Linked DNA regions of Homo sapiens: region 1 is linked to region 2. Evidence: chromatin contacts called from ENCODE Hi-C data. All regions are on one chromosome and are shown on one strand. Each heading gives the region's core, a stretch centred on a gene start or an enhancer-like site at or near the end of the contact. The rest is flanking DNA. Distances are from core to core; before and after follow the strand shown. Region 1 holds the start of MAPKAPK2 (MAPK activated protein kinase 2). Region 2 holds the start of RBBP5 (RB binding protein 5, histone lysine methyltransferase complex subunit).

Region 1 (6,449 bases), core at 150-2,649, 1.6 Mb after region 2:
GCTGAGCACGGCACCTTGTACATGGAGCTAAGCAGATGCTGCTTGAGAAGAGCATATGTTTGTGTCGGGGGAAACATGTCTCTCCTTGGTCCACAGAGCCCTACCTGCCCCAGGAAAGGACAGTGTTGGGAGGGTAACTCCCACCCCTCACTCCTCCCCCTCATTCCTGCCTCCACAAGCATCTTCTGGGAAAGGTGAATGAGGGAAGAGACATTTGCACTTGTCCCTTACCTACCTAAGTTCTATCCCCAGTGGCCACTTCTGGGGGTGTTGTCTTCTCTCTGGAGTTTTGGGGGACCTATTAGGGGGCATGTGTGGCCATAGGTCAAGCCTCATTCTCTAACTGGCCTTACCAAGACTTAAGCTGAGGTTTTGTGTTCACCTGTCTGGGTTGCTTGCCATTTCTCAAATGTTCTGCCAGTCAGAGGTGGGAGGAGGTCGGCAGGAATGTACTTGGTCATCTCGAACCCCATCAGAATGTGTGTGGAGGCCTCCTGGCAGCTTCTATGCAGGGTCCAGCTAGATCCCTGGGCTTTTCCTGAGATACACGGGGCTAACCCACTTCTTACGGATTAATTTTTCCACATCGGAAATCAGAAGCCATTCCCCAGGGCCTCCCCTTCAGTTTCATTATCTCCTTTGACTCTGCCCACAACCTTTGAAAAGGTCTCGCTGTTCTTCCCACGGAGAGAGAGGTGCAAGGCTTGCTCAGCCTCACACAGCCAATCCGTGGCAAAGGATGGCGGGAATTCAGGTGGCCCCAATCTCAACCCATCCTCTTCCCACCCTGTATCCTTTTTAGTTTATTTACAGGAAAACATGTTCAAAGGTATAATTACTAAAGTGCTCCTGGTTACACAATAATACGTCTTTACTGAAAAACAATAAATTAATGAGAAAAGAGATGCAAAAAACCTCAGAGGAAAATGTTGAAGTTAGGGAAATATTTAATACGCCCGCCTTTGGCTCACACCTTTTCCTGGGATGAATGACCCCTGTGATTCCAGCTCCCCCCCACCCCCACGAGGTCTCATCTAGCTGGATACCTACAAGCCATCCCTGTCCTTGGAAATACACCCCTCTCCCAATTCGCTGCCGCTAAGAAGCCCAGACAATTGGAGAGGAGTGGATTTTCCATCTGAATTATGCAGCTCCTTTGACACGCCTCCCCTCTCCCTTTGCATAGCCTTGGTTAAGAACTAGCATTTCTTCGTCCCCTCTCCCTGTCCCCTCTCACTGTCCGCGAGGCAGCAGCCCCCAGCCTACTCCGCGATCCTCCCAGCTCCCGGCACCGCGCGTCCTCCCCTTTAAGGCCCGCCCCTCCCCCCACGCCACGCCTCCCCAGGCCCCGCCCCCCGCCCCTCCCCTTTAAGGACCGGCCCCGGACGCAGACGAGGCTGTGACGCGGCCGCCGGCCCGGGGCTGGGTACATTGTCGCGCGGCCGCTTCCCCCCGGCCGGGCCCCCGCCGCCCCGCGGTCCCCAGAGCGCCAGGCCCCCGGGGGGAGGGAGGGAGGGCGCCGGGCCGGTGGGAGCCAGCGGCGCGCGGTGGGACCCACGGAGCCCCGCGACCCGCCGAGCCTGGAGCCGGGCCGGGTCGGGGAAGCCGGCTCCAGCCCGGAGCGAACTTCGCAGCCCGTCGGGGGGCGGCGGGGAGGGGGCCCGGAGCCGGAGGAGGGGGCGGCCGCGGGCACCCCCGCCTGTGCCCCGGCGTCCCCGGGCACCATGCTGTCCAACTCCCAGGGCCAGAGCCCGCCGGTGCCGTTCCCCGCCCCGGCCCCGCCGCCGCAGCCCCCCACCCCTGCCCTGCCGCACCCCCCGGCGCAGCCGCCGCCGCCGCCCCCGCAGCAGTTCCCGCAGTTCCACGTCAAGTCCGGCCTGCAGATCAAGAAGAACGCCATCATCGATGACTACAAGGTCACCAGCCAGGTCCTGGGGCTGGGCATCAACGGCAAAGTTTTGCAGATCTTCAACAAGAGGACCCAGGAGAAATTCGCCCTCAAAGTAGGTCTGGGGCCCGGGGAGGGGAGGCGGGGCCGGTCCCGGGCCCTGGAGCTCCACGGCGTCGGGTGCCCGTCCCGGCCTGGGTCGCGGCGCGGGGCGGAGGGGTGGCCGCGGCGGGGCGGGGCGGGGCGGCCGGGCCGGCGGTGCCGAGTGCGGCGCGGGCGGCGGGTCCCAGCGCCCTCGCCTCCCTGACCGCTTCCGGCCGCTCCCGGGCGGGAGCCCTGGGACCCGCTCCTGGGGACTCAGGGGACCCTGCCATTTTGGGGTTTGAGCGGGATCCAGCCGAGTCAGAACGGTTGGCTTCGGGACTTCTGCTAATTTCACTCCATCTCAAGGAAGTGATTTTGGGGTTGGTGGTTCCCCGTCCTCTCCTCCCTCCTTTTTCTCTCTCTGCGGGCACAAAAGGCCCATTACTCATTGAGCCGGTTGGTCGGTTGGTTTGGAGAAGTCGGATCGCAGAGGTTTATTTAGCCTCGCTCCTTATTTGGGAGCCGGAATGTGTGATTTCACTTCCCCGAGCCTCGCGAGGGCAGCCGGGCCGCCTTGGGGCGCGCCGGGCAGGAGGTGTGCGGCGGGAGGGTCCTGGGTGTCCCCCGGCTGCGGGGGCGGGATTATTTGGATCCCGGAGCTGGCCCCCTCAGCTGGCCCCCTCCCACGCCCGCGCGGGGCGGCTCCGGGGAGAGGCCGGCGGTGTCCGCGGCCCGGCTGATCATTGTGAACAGAGTCTGTAACCCGCGGCCGGGCCCGTGCTGATTCCGCCTCCTAGAGAGGGCCACTTGCTGTCCTGGACTCGCGCCGTGATGGGCAGTCTGAGGAAACATTATCCTTGAGCCGGGGGAGCCCATCCCTTTTCTTTCTTTAAGGGGTGTGGTGGTGGGGAGAATAAGGATTCAAGTGAGAATATCGACTTCAGAAGTTAAACACAATGGACTGGGAGGTCTCATGAGATGGGTGGGTCCGCAGTGAAGTGTGAGCCGGTCTTGCAGGGTCACCAACAAGGTTTTCCTCTCACAGGGGTTTCAGGTCAAACCAATCTCTAAAGGTGACGCCTCAGGTCTGTTTCCCCTGGGGTGTCTCAATGATTGGAGGAGGAGAAAAATACTTCCTGTGTTATATTTTTCTCTTCCCCTTCAGCCCCCACAGCGAGCTGTATTTCAGTTGTCAAGTACAAAACTCAGAAATGTGGTATGGGTGGAACTATTGGAATATACGATCAGATGTTTTAAAAGAAACACCAGTACTTCGGGGTTGTACGGGGCAAGCATGTTCCATTTCTAGATTTTAAGGCCTCTAGAATTGTTTTCCTGCTGCTCTCATACTCAACCCTGTTACAGTGCTTTGCTTTCTACTGTAAGTTATTGCTCTGGGATCTCGGTTGTTGTTTAGTGTTGACTGTTGGAGAGGGGATAAGTATCTTCAACACTTCAACATTTGTGTCTTAGACTTCTCTTTCCCTACTCATAACTGAAGGGAAAGGAGGAGGAGGAGTTGTTTGGATTGAGCATGGCTCTGACCTTGGGGACTGGAGTTGGGTGAATACAGTTTGACCACAGTTAACCTGTATCATTGAGGAAGTGACAGACGGTCTTTACAGGAGTGTTTGCTGTCCCCTCTGAGACACCATCTGCCTTCACCCATTAGTAGTTTGGGGACACTGGCTGTTCATTCTCTTGGATATTTGGAATATTATGTAAAGACTTCAGAACAAAAGCTCCCAACTTCTGCTCTGTATTCTGTTTAATAGACACACGCACAAAATCATCCTATAAAATGCTTTTGAGTGGCAATTCAGATTTCTCTTGTAACTAACGAGAGAGAGGTTTACATATTTTTCTACTTTGAATAGTTTTGGAAGGAAAAATCCAGCAGCGTGTTAAATAACACTCATAGTTTATCCCTCTCAGGTTAGAAGTGGGCGAAGAGTGAAGTCAGTCTGTTTTGACAGGCAGCCTGCTCCCAGATCTTTTAAGTTGACTCAACTGTTAAATTGTGGATTTCCCACACACGTCTTTGTGTTAAAACTTAATAATGGAGGAAGAAAGGAGAGACAAGGCATTTGGAGACTGACAGCAGTGTTAACAGCACTTCCATATCCAAATATTGGCTGAGACATAATTACAGCTGTGGGGGGAATCTGGTTCAAAGAACGCTGTTCCAGAGACACACACCAAAGAGATTTCTAGATCTTGAATTTTGATTAACCTCAGGTGCTGAGTAGTGAAATGGTTTTCAAAACCAGAAGTCTAGTGATTATAAAGCAGGAGAGGAAGATGGAGTGGGGCAAGAGGGATTACCCCCTTGGGAAGGTGCCTGAGAAAAGGGGAGGAGACCTCTATTCTACAGTGTGCCGAGGCCAATGCTGGGGGCTAGGGCAGAGCTGGAGGGCAGGAGCCCAGCCTCTGCTGGGGTTCAGAAGTCTGCTATGTTGCAGCCCTGAGAGTTGATGGGAGCTGGCAGCTGCTTAGATGCTCTCCTCTCTGCCTATAGTCGGTGACCTCTTAGCCCTGTTAAGTGAAATCAGCATTTGAAAAAGAGTCCCAGCTCACCCTGCTGCTTCTCTCCCTCCACCTCAGAGAGCTCCCATTTAAATGCTTTTGGTGGGTGCTTTGACCTCACCTCACCATCTCTCCTGGCTGCTTTTGCTAAGTTCTGAGTCATGCTTCCAGTCAGAGTTGCAAGGGACTTGAAAGGTCATTTTGTCCAGCCCCCTTATTTTGCAGAAGAGAAAACCAAGGCCCAGAGTGAGGGAGTGACTTGTTCAAGGTACCATAGCCATTCACTTGGCAGAGGCAGGATTGGAACCCAGGTTGCCTGACTCCCAGTCTCAGGCTTCTTCCCACTTACTTCCTAACTGAGCCACGGGCTCAGGCACATGGCCACCTGCTGCTCCAGGGTGCTTCCAGCCTGAGGAGCTGTTCTGTCACCTCAGGCCCTGACTGACAAGAGGGGAGGTCAGCGAAGGGGGCTGGATGGGTATTTGCTGCTCCTGAGAACAGTCCCCAAAGTTGGAGGGGAACTTCAACAGTAGCTTCATGCATTTTTTTAACCACTCCCTCCCCCTTTTAAGAGAGTATTTGATAGGCACCTTACTTACTATTTTTTGTACAAGAACATGGGAATTCTATTATTTTTATTTTTATTTTTTTTGAGACAGAGTGTTGCTCTGTCGCCCAGGTTAGAGTGCAGTAGCACGATCTTGGCTCACTGCAAGCTCTGCTTCCCAGGTCCACGCCATTCTGCCTCAGCCTCCTGAGTAGCTGGGACTACAGGCGCCCGTCACCATGCCCGGCTAATTTTTTGTATTTTTAGTAGAGATGGGGTTTCACTGTGTTATTCAGGATGGTCTTGATCTCCTGACCTCGTGATCTGCCTGCCTCAGCCTGCCTAAGTGCTGGGATTACAGGTGTGAGCTACCGCGCCCGGCCTGTATTACTTCTTTGATAAGGACACCTAGTCTCAACCCACTTGTGTATTAATTAGTTGTATTCCCCGGGAGGGTTCCTCAGCTGCTTGCCGCTTCACTGTGTCATGGTGACCCTTAGGTGTTAGCTCAACAAATTTAATTAAAGACTGTATCGTTGTTCTCTGCTGTGCAACTCTGATTAGGTGAAGCATGTTACTGCTTTATAAAATATAGAATGTTGTCGTAACTTATCTCTGTGTATCTTTCCATTGCGTGGATTAGAGAAAACAAGGTCCTGTAGTTTCTTTTCCTTTCCTTTCTCCAGCATTCCTCTCTCCCTAGGTCATGGAAGTGCCACTGCGATGTGGCTTCCTTTGTTCTGGTGAAGGGGAGATGATTGGAGCCTCTCATGATTATTCTGGATGCTGTTGGAGGGAAATGCCAGAGCTCCCACATCCCCACAGTACAGGCACCATCTCCTTTCCAACACACCTCATACTGTGTACCTGTGGAGGGCAAGACAGTTAGTGTGGCTAGGTGAGAGGCAGTGTCCCAAACTGGAGTTTGCTGGAGTTGTCACAAGGTTAGGAAAATTTCATTGACCAAGCCAGCCTCTTTTATATGCAATATGGTTACAGGTAGGTAACAGTTTGCTGAATATCTATCATAAGCTTAGTTGCATGGAGGATACACATGTAAAAAATGGCCTGTAAAATTTTGAGTCAAGAAACTTATTTAGAGAAGGTGAAATTAACACATGTAGGCTAGGGCTGCACTGTCCAATCTGGTAGCCACTACCCTCACATAGCTAATTAAATTAAAATTAATTAACATGAATGGATTAAACTAAATTAAATTTGAAAAATCAGTTGCTAGCCACACTTCAAGTGTTCAGTAAACATGTGGCTAATGGCTATCGAATTGAACAATGCAGAAGAACATTTTCATCCTTGCAGAACGTTCTCCTAGACTTTGTTGGTCTGGGAGCTAAATCGTGTGGCTGGGAATAGAGGAGCTTTGAAAGAGGGGAATCTGTGGTGACT
Region 2 (6,628 bases), core at 2,353-4,852:
CCGAGGTGGGCAGATCACTAGGTCAGGAGTTTGAGACCAGCTGAGCCAACATGGTGAAACCCTGTCTCTACTAAAAATAAAAAAAAAATTAGTTGGGCATGGTGGCACACGCCTGTAATCCCAGCTACTTGGGAGGCTGAAGCATGAGAATCACTTAAACCCAGGAGGCGGAGGTTGCAATGAGCCAAGATCGCCAAGATCATGCCACTGCACTCCAGCCTGGGCGACAGAAGCAAGACTCCCTCTAAAGAAAAAAGAAAAGAAAAGAAAAGAAAAGAAACTATCAGAGAACACTGAACATAACAAGGATTAAATATAATTCTGAGAAACTTAGTTACACGTGTAGGTATATATAGTGAACTGTGATAGAATATATATTTCTTACTGTGATTTGTGGTAAAAATAAGTTTGACAAATGATCTTATTTAATTATATCTCCGGTGCACACTGGTGAATACACAGCAGGGACTCAAAAAGTGGTTGCAGAAGTAAAACTAGTGTCTACCTATGAGCCACTTGTCTAACCACATTAAAAATACATTGTCATTCATTTCCTTCATCTGGCCAGATGTCCTTCAGTAGGCTTCCACAATCACATTACTTCTGTTCCTTTCCTTTTATCTATAATCATTAACTTTCTCACTTTAAAATGCAGAGTCATTTTCAGAGATTGTTATCTTTCGGACCCAGGCTTCTTTAATTTGTCTAACCTTCCAGTGCTAAATATTCCTTCCTGGCTGGGCACAGTGGCTCACACCTGTAATCCCAGCACTTTCAGAGGCCAAGGTGGGCAGATCACTTGAGGTCAGGAGTTCCTGACCAGGTTGGCCAACATGGTGAAACCCAGTCTCTACTAAAAATACAAAAAATATAGCCAGGTGTGGTGTTGGGTGCCTGTAATCCCAGCTACTCGGGAGGGCTGAAGTAGGAGAATCGGTTGAACTTGGGAAGCGCAAGTTGCTGTCAGCCGAGATTGTGCCACTGCACTCCAGCCTGGGCAACAGAGCAAGACTCCGTCTCAAAAGATAAATAAAAATAAATATTCCTTCCTAAGTTTTATCCTAATGAACCTTCTGTATCATTCAAGAAAAGCCTTTTGCAAGATCCTGCTACTCTTTCAAAGTACTAGCGTTATCACCTTTCTTCCATCCTTAAGTTTTTACAAGTAAGCGTCAACCTTTTGCCCTTGTCTCCCACACCATTCTAAAATCATTGTAATCTGGTTTCTGTTCCAGCTGCTGAGGAGTCCCAAGCTGCCAAAGGACTAAACAGAGCAACCCATTCTCAGCCCTCAGACTCAACTGCTCTGATTGGCTTCTATGAAGACGCCACACCAATCTGTACTCTCTTCTTCCTCTACATAGATTAATACATGGAAGGCACTTGAAAATCTGCCTAGCTCAGAGAAAGTACTTTATAACCGTTAGCTAACTTATTATCTCCACTTATTCCTCCTCTTAACCTCTAACTACAGATTGTGTGCTTGGCAATTTTCTTTTCTCCCCCTCCCACTTTTTCTCTAGATCATGTCCTCTATTCACAAGGTTTCAATGAGCCCATCTGAAAGAATACAAATCTCTCCCATAAATCCAAACCTGTCTCCTGACCCCTAGACCACATTCAGCTTCTCCAAAGCTGTCTTTTTCCAATGACCTTACACTTTATCAACAGCATCATTATTTGCTCTCACCATTTTTCACGTCACTCTCTTACTCATCAGCACTATATGCAATCTATTCTCAAATTTGTCATCCCTACCTCCTCAATGTCTTTTCTATTTCCTAGCTCAGGCCTTCCTCATCACTCATATAATCTACCCCTCCAAACTGGTTTTACACTCCTCCAAAACTCAACTCCACATTGCTGTCAGACAAACCTTACAAACTCATAGCTCTGATTGAGTTACTAAGTCAAAATCCTTCAATGGATCTACCCTACCTTCCCTAAAAAGCCCAAACTTTTGAGCTAGGCATTCGAGAACCAACACAAAATAGATGGCACCGATCCCATCCCCTGGCATTCTCTTTATCCACAACCTGGCCAAGCAGGAAAATTCTTTAGGTCTTCTCTCACTGATGCCTACTGAACATCCCTCCCATATTTTCATACTTCAGCCTGTTGATATTTTACCAACCTTAAAAATCCACTTAAGGCCGGACACTTTGGGAGGCTGAGGTGAGTGGATTGCTTGGGGCCAGGAGTTTGAGACCAGCCTGGCCAACACAGTGAAACCCCATCTCTGCTAAACATACAAAAATTAGCCAGGCATGGCAGTGCGCACCTGTAGTACCAGCTACTCAGGAGGCTGAGGCACGAGAATCACTCGAACCCAGGAGACAGAGGTTGCAGTGAGCCAAGACTGTGCCACTGCACTCCAGCCTAGGCGACGGCGCGAGGCTGTCTTAAAAAAAAAAAAAAAAGTCCACTTAAAACTCCAACTCCTCCACAGGTTTGGGGGGTTTGTTTTTCCTGGTTGACTTCTTCCTTTACCCCAAAGACATTCACTCTCTGTTCCAAACATTCTTAGCAACTGGTAATGACTCTTTCAGGCCTGCCTACATTCTGCAATATCCTACAGCTATTTTACATAATCACCTTAAACTCCCTGCTTAATGAAAAGCTCTTTAAGGGCAAAGACCATTTTTTATGTATCTTTGTAGCCCTTTTGACAATTAACATATCTTCTGACTTTTTTAAAAGAGAAACCTAACCATTAGGAACAGCAAGTAGTGCAGAAGTCCTTGAAAACCTCAGCTACCCCTAGAATACCATGCTAAATGTCACCTAATGGAAGTCCAGGAGAAAGGACCTACAGTTTTTAAATAATCTGGATAGGAGGTAAGGAGGCAATGACTCAAAGTGAGGGCGACAAAAGACAACTCCCTCCGTATTTCACACCTCAGTGTTTTACACACCGTCCCTAGCAAAGGACCTTAAACAGAAAGTTAGGATAATTGGATTCCAGTGCCAACTATGCCATTTACTTGCTTAGTGCCTAGCCATTACCCTCTGAGCCTTTATTCATCTGTTCAATGAGAAGCTTCTACCAGAAGATCTCCAAGTCCCCTCCTTAGACTTCTCTTTTCTACAAAAAGATTAACCTGTTCAGGCACCCAATTCCCTGACAAGTCTTCAAAGCTTCATCCCAAGCCTCACTTCTTCAAATTCCATCTCCAACAACTCTGGTCCTGGCTGCTCTGGGTACTTCAACACCTGCGATCCTCATAATCAAAGCTAAGTCACAAACTGTCTGTCCCCATCGCTCCATAATTGATATGAAAGTGGCCTCGGGAGGGGCAATGCAACCTACTCGGGCAGAAGGTGGGCTTCCTCCTCCCGCTGCTGCTCCACATCAGGTGTGCCCAGTGATCCATAGCCGAACAGTGTCCCTAAGATTGCAGCCTGACTCCCCTCCCGCCTGGGTTCCCTCCTTTCCAGTACCCAACGCTTCTCTAAAACGCAGCCACAGCCCTTCTCACCCAGCAACTCGAGGTTCATCCCTGCGGACTGTGGCCGCCCGGTCTCAGCTCCGGCAACAACACCTTCTCCCCGGCCGGCTTCAGCAACTTGCGTCTAAGTGGTGGACGCCGCGAAGAGACTGGCGCAAGCTCCGAAGACTTTCGGCCTTAGAAGGCCCCGCGGCTTCCGCTTTCTTCCCCCGCCTTCCTTGTTCGTTTCAGGTGGGCTGCCCAAATATATGCCTGACCAAAATCAAGCATACACTCTCTCGGAAACAATTAATTATGATCTTTGCTGAGGTACAACAATGTTATCGTCACTAGGGACTTTAAATAGCGCGACAATTTAAGATTATTTGCTCCGGGAACATGTAGGTGAGGTAGAAATTCCAGGCATACAGTTAACCTACTAGTTCTTGCCCTGTTGTGTGTTCAGCGGCGTTGTCCGGGCGGGCTACCTCAGACTCCGCAGGAAAGGTTCCGGACAAGTCCTGCTAATGCAAGAAACCAGGGAAGGTCGTCCCCTAGTGCTCGGGTGTGTAGCGCCGCTGACCTCACCAAGGCGCGTACTTACCCTGTATGTAGGTGGCGTTGCAGGGTGTTTCGGTCTCGTGAAAATTATTTCTCATTTGTAAAGATATGCTATTGATCCTACAGAAAGGTACGACAACATATGTTAGGCCTGTCTGTGTTAAGATAATAAAAACCTTATTATCTAAGGTTTTACCCTTTACCAAACAGTGTTGACAGGGACGCTGTGAAAAAGACTGTGAAAAAGAATTGGAATGAGGGGTGGACTGAGTTTCCCGGAGCTCAGTCATACAGAACTCCAATGAAATACCCAAAGCAATTAGAGAAGTCCAGTTACTGGTATCTAGCGAAAGAGCAAATTTTATATGAACAAATTCCTACTATAAATGCTGTGGCTCATCAGAAAAAGGAAACAACGTCAAAGGCTCGCTGCAGAAAATAGTACTCGGGCTAGGTCTCCGACAATGGAAAAATACACATACACAAGTTTATTAATCGCAGTATTGTCTGCAATTGCAAACTTTTGGAAACAATAATGAAACTTTTGAACTAGGGAGCCCAGCATTTTCATGTTGCCCAGGGCCCTGCAAATTATGTAGCTAGTCCAGTCTGCCTCTACTTGACAAATTTGCAGAAAAAGCAGCCTCATTCACACAGTGCACCCTGTCCCTGGGCCCCAGTTGATTGCTCTTTCAGTAAGCCCCTGACCTAAGCTCAACCCAATTAAATTCCTTTCCCAAGAATTTGGAATGGGAATTAAGTGGCCCCCACAGTCTGACACATCGATTGAAGAGAGTAAATGTGAATTAAGGAGCTATTTAAAGCGCCTAATAATAGATGGACACCATGGTAGTTGGCTGCAGGTTGCAGAATGAAGCAGAAGTCCAGAAACTAGTCAAAGATAATACTTGGTGTATCCAATTAGTTCCCAAGAACATATTACATTAATGTCTTCTATTTCCATTATCCTTGGACCTTTATAAAGTATGTCTTTTGCAGCCGGGTGCGGTGGCTCACGCCTGTAATCCCAGCACTTTGGGAGGCCGAGGCGGGCTGATCACCTGAGGTCGGGAGTTCGAGACCAGCCTGATCAATATGGAGAAACACTGTCTCTACTAAAAATACAAAATTAGTTGGGCGTGGTGGCTCATGCCTGTTATCCCAGCTACTCGGGAGGCTGAGGCAGGAGAATCGCTTGAACCCGGGAGGCAGAGGTTTCAGTGAGCCAAGATCGCACCATTGCACTCCAGCCTGGACAACAGAGTGAGACTCTGTCTCAAAAAAAAAAAAATCCACAGTTTTTCTACTCTCCAAAGACAAAGGAAAACTTTGCATAAAGGCAAAAGCAACAAGGAAAAATATCGTGTGAAAACCACAGCCTAGTTTCCTCTAAATTCTCTGACTCTACTCTCAAATCCAAAGTAATCATATATATATGTATTTAGAGATATGGTCTCACTCTGTTGCCCAGGCTGGAATGCAATGACGAAACCATAGCTCACTACTGTAACCTTAAATTCCTGGGCACAAGTAATCCTCCTGCCTCAGCCTCCCAAATGCAGGGATTACAGATTACAGCTGTGAGCTACCACGCCTGATTCCAATGTAATAATTTTTACAGATTGGATGCTAATATAGCTAATGAAGTTAAAATTAAAGCTGTTAAAAATAAAAATAGTGAGGCCAGGTGCAGTGGCTCACACCTGTAATCCCAGCACTTTGGGAGGCAGAGGCCAGGCGTATCACGAGGTCAGGAGTTCGAGACCAGCCTGGCCAACATGGTGACACCCCGTCTATACCAAAAATACAAAAAATAGCCAGGTGTGGTGGCGCATGTCTGTAATCCCAGCTACTAGGGAGGCTGAGGCAGGAGAATCGCTTGAACCCAGGAGGTGGAGTTTGCAGTGAGCCAAGATCATGCCATTGCACTCCAGCCTGGGCAACAGCAAGACTTCATCTCAAAATAAATAAATAAATAAAATGAAAATAAAAATAGTGTTAGAAAACCCCTGAGGAATTTTCTTTTCTTTTCTTTTTTTTTTTTTTGAGAGGGAGTCTTGCTCTTGTCGCCTGGGCTGGAGTGCAGTGGCGCAATCTCAACTCAGCACCCGGCCCACTGAGGGATTTTCAGTACACCTTTTTCCTCACACCTCTTTTTCCCTTTCTACCCCTCCAATCCTATTTGGACTTTCTTTTTTTTTCTTTTCTTTCTTTCTTTTCTTTTTTTTTTTTTTTTTTGAGACAGAGTCTCACTCTGTCGTCCAGGCTGGAGTGCAGTGGCATGATCACAGCTCACTGCAGCTCAACCTCCAGGCTCAAGTGATTTTCCCACCTCAGTCCCCCCAAGTAGCAGGGACTATAGGCAGGCACCAACATGCCCAGCTAATTGTTGTAGTTTTTGTAGACAGGGATTCACCATGTTGCCCAGGCTGGACTCGAACTCCTGGGCTCAAGCTGTCTGCCCACATCGGCCCCGCAAAGTGCTGCCATTACAGGTGGTGAGTCACCATGCCTGGCCTTTTTCTTTTAAAAAAAAAAGAAAGTTTAAATAACCTGTAAAAATTAGAGAGCAAGCCATGGCACTTCAAAAAAAGGGAAGTGATCTATTTGACAACGCCAGATCTCATCAGTAATCAGTA

What was found. A loop is a pair of places that touch in the nucleus more often than their neighbours do. Pooled maps may share reads with other maps.
Region 1: a loop to region 2 is called in a pooled map, with 12 times the contacts of the local background. The contact joins the promoter of MAPKAPK2 here to the promoter of RBBP5 in region 2. A Hi-C loop is called at or near these places in 5 of 50 pooled maps.

Annotation. Positions count from the first base shown.
Region 1 is chr1:206,683,506-206,689,954 of GRCh38, forward strand. MAPKAPK2 (MAPK activated protein kinase 2) reads left to right here and starts at 1,400. Exons shown (of 10, transcript NM_032960.4): 1 at 1,400-2,003. The coding sequence starts at 1,725. It overlaps LOC124904495 (a long non-coding RNA gene), which reads right to left and starts at 1,301. Exons shown (of 3, transcript XR_007066833.1): 1 at 236-1,301; 2 at 1-38. RefSeq lists silencers at 1,376-1,555, 2,016-2,065, 2,076-2,165, 2,576-2,665 and enhancers at 4,005-4,566, 4,567-5,128.
Region 2 is chr1:205,118,376-205,125,003 of GRCh38, forward strand. It overlaps RBBP5 (RB binding protein 5, histone lysine methyltransferase complex subunit), which reads right to left and starts at 3,603. Exons shown (of 14, transcript NM_005057.4): 1 at 3,480-3,603. The coding sequence starts at 3,498. RefSeq lists enhancers at 1,663-2,221, 3,385-3,564, 3,705-3,924 and a silencer at 4,286-4,580.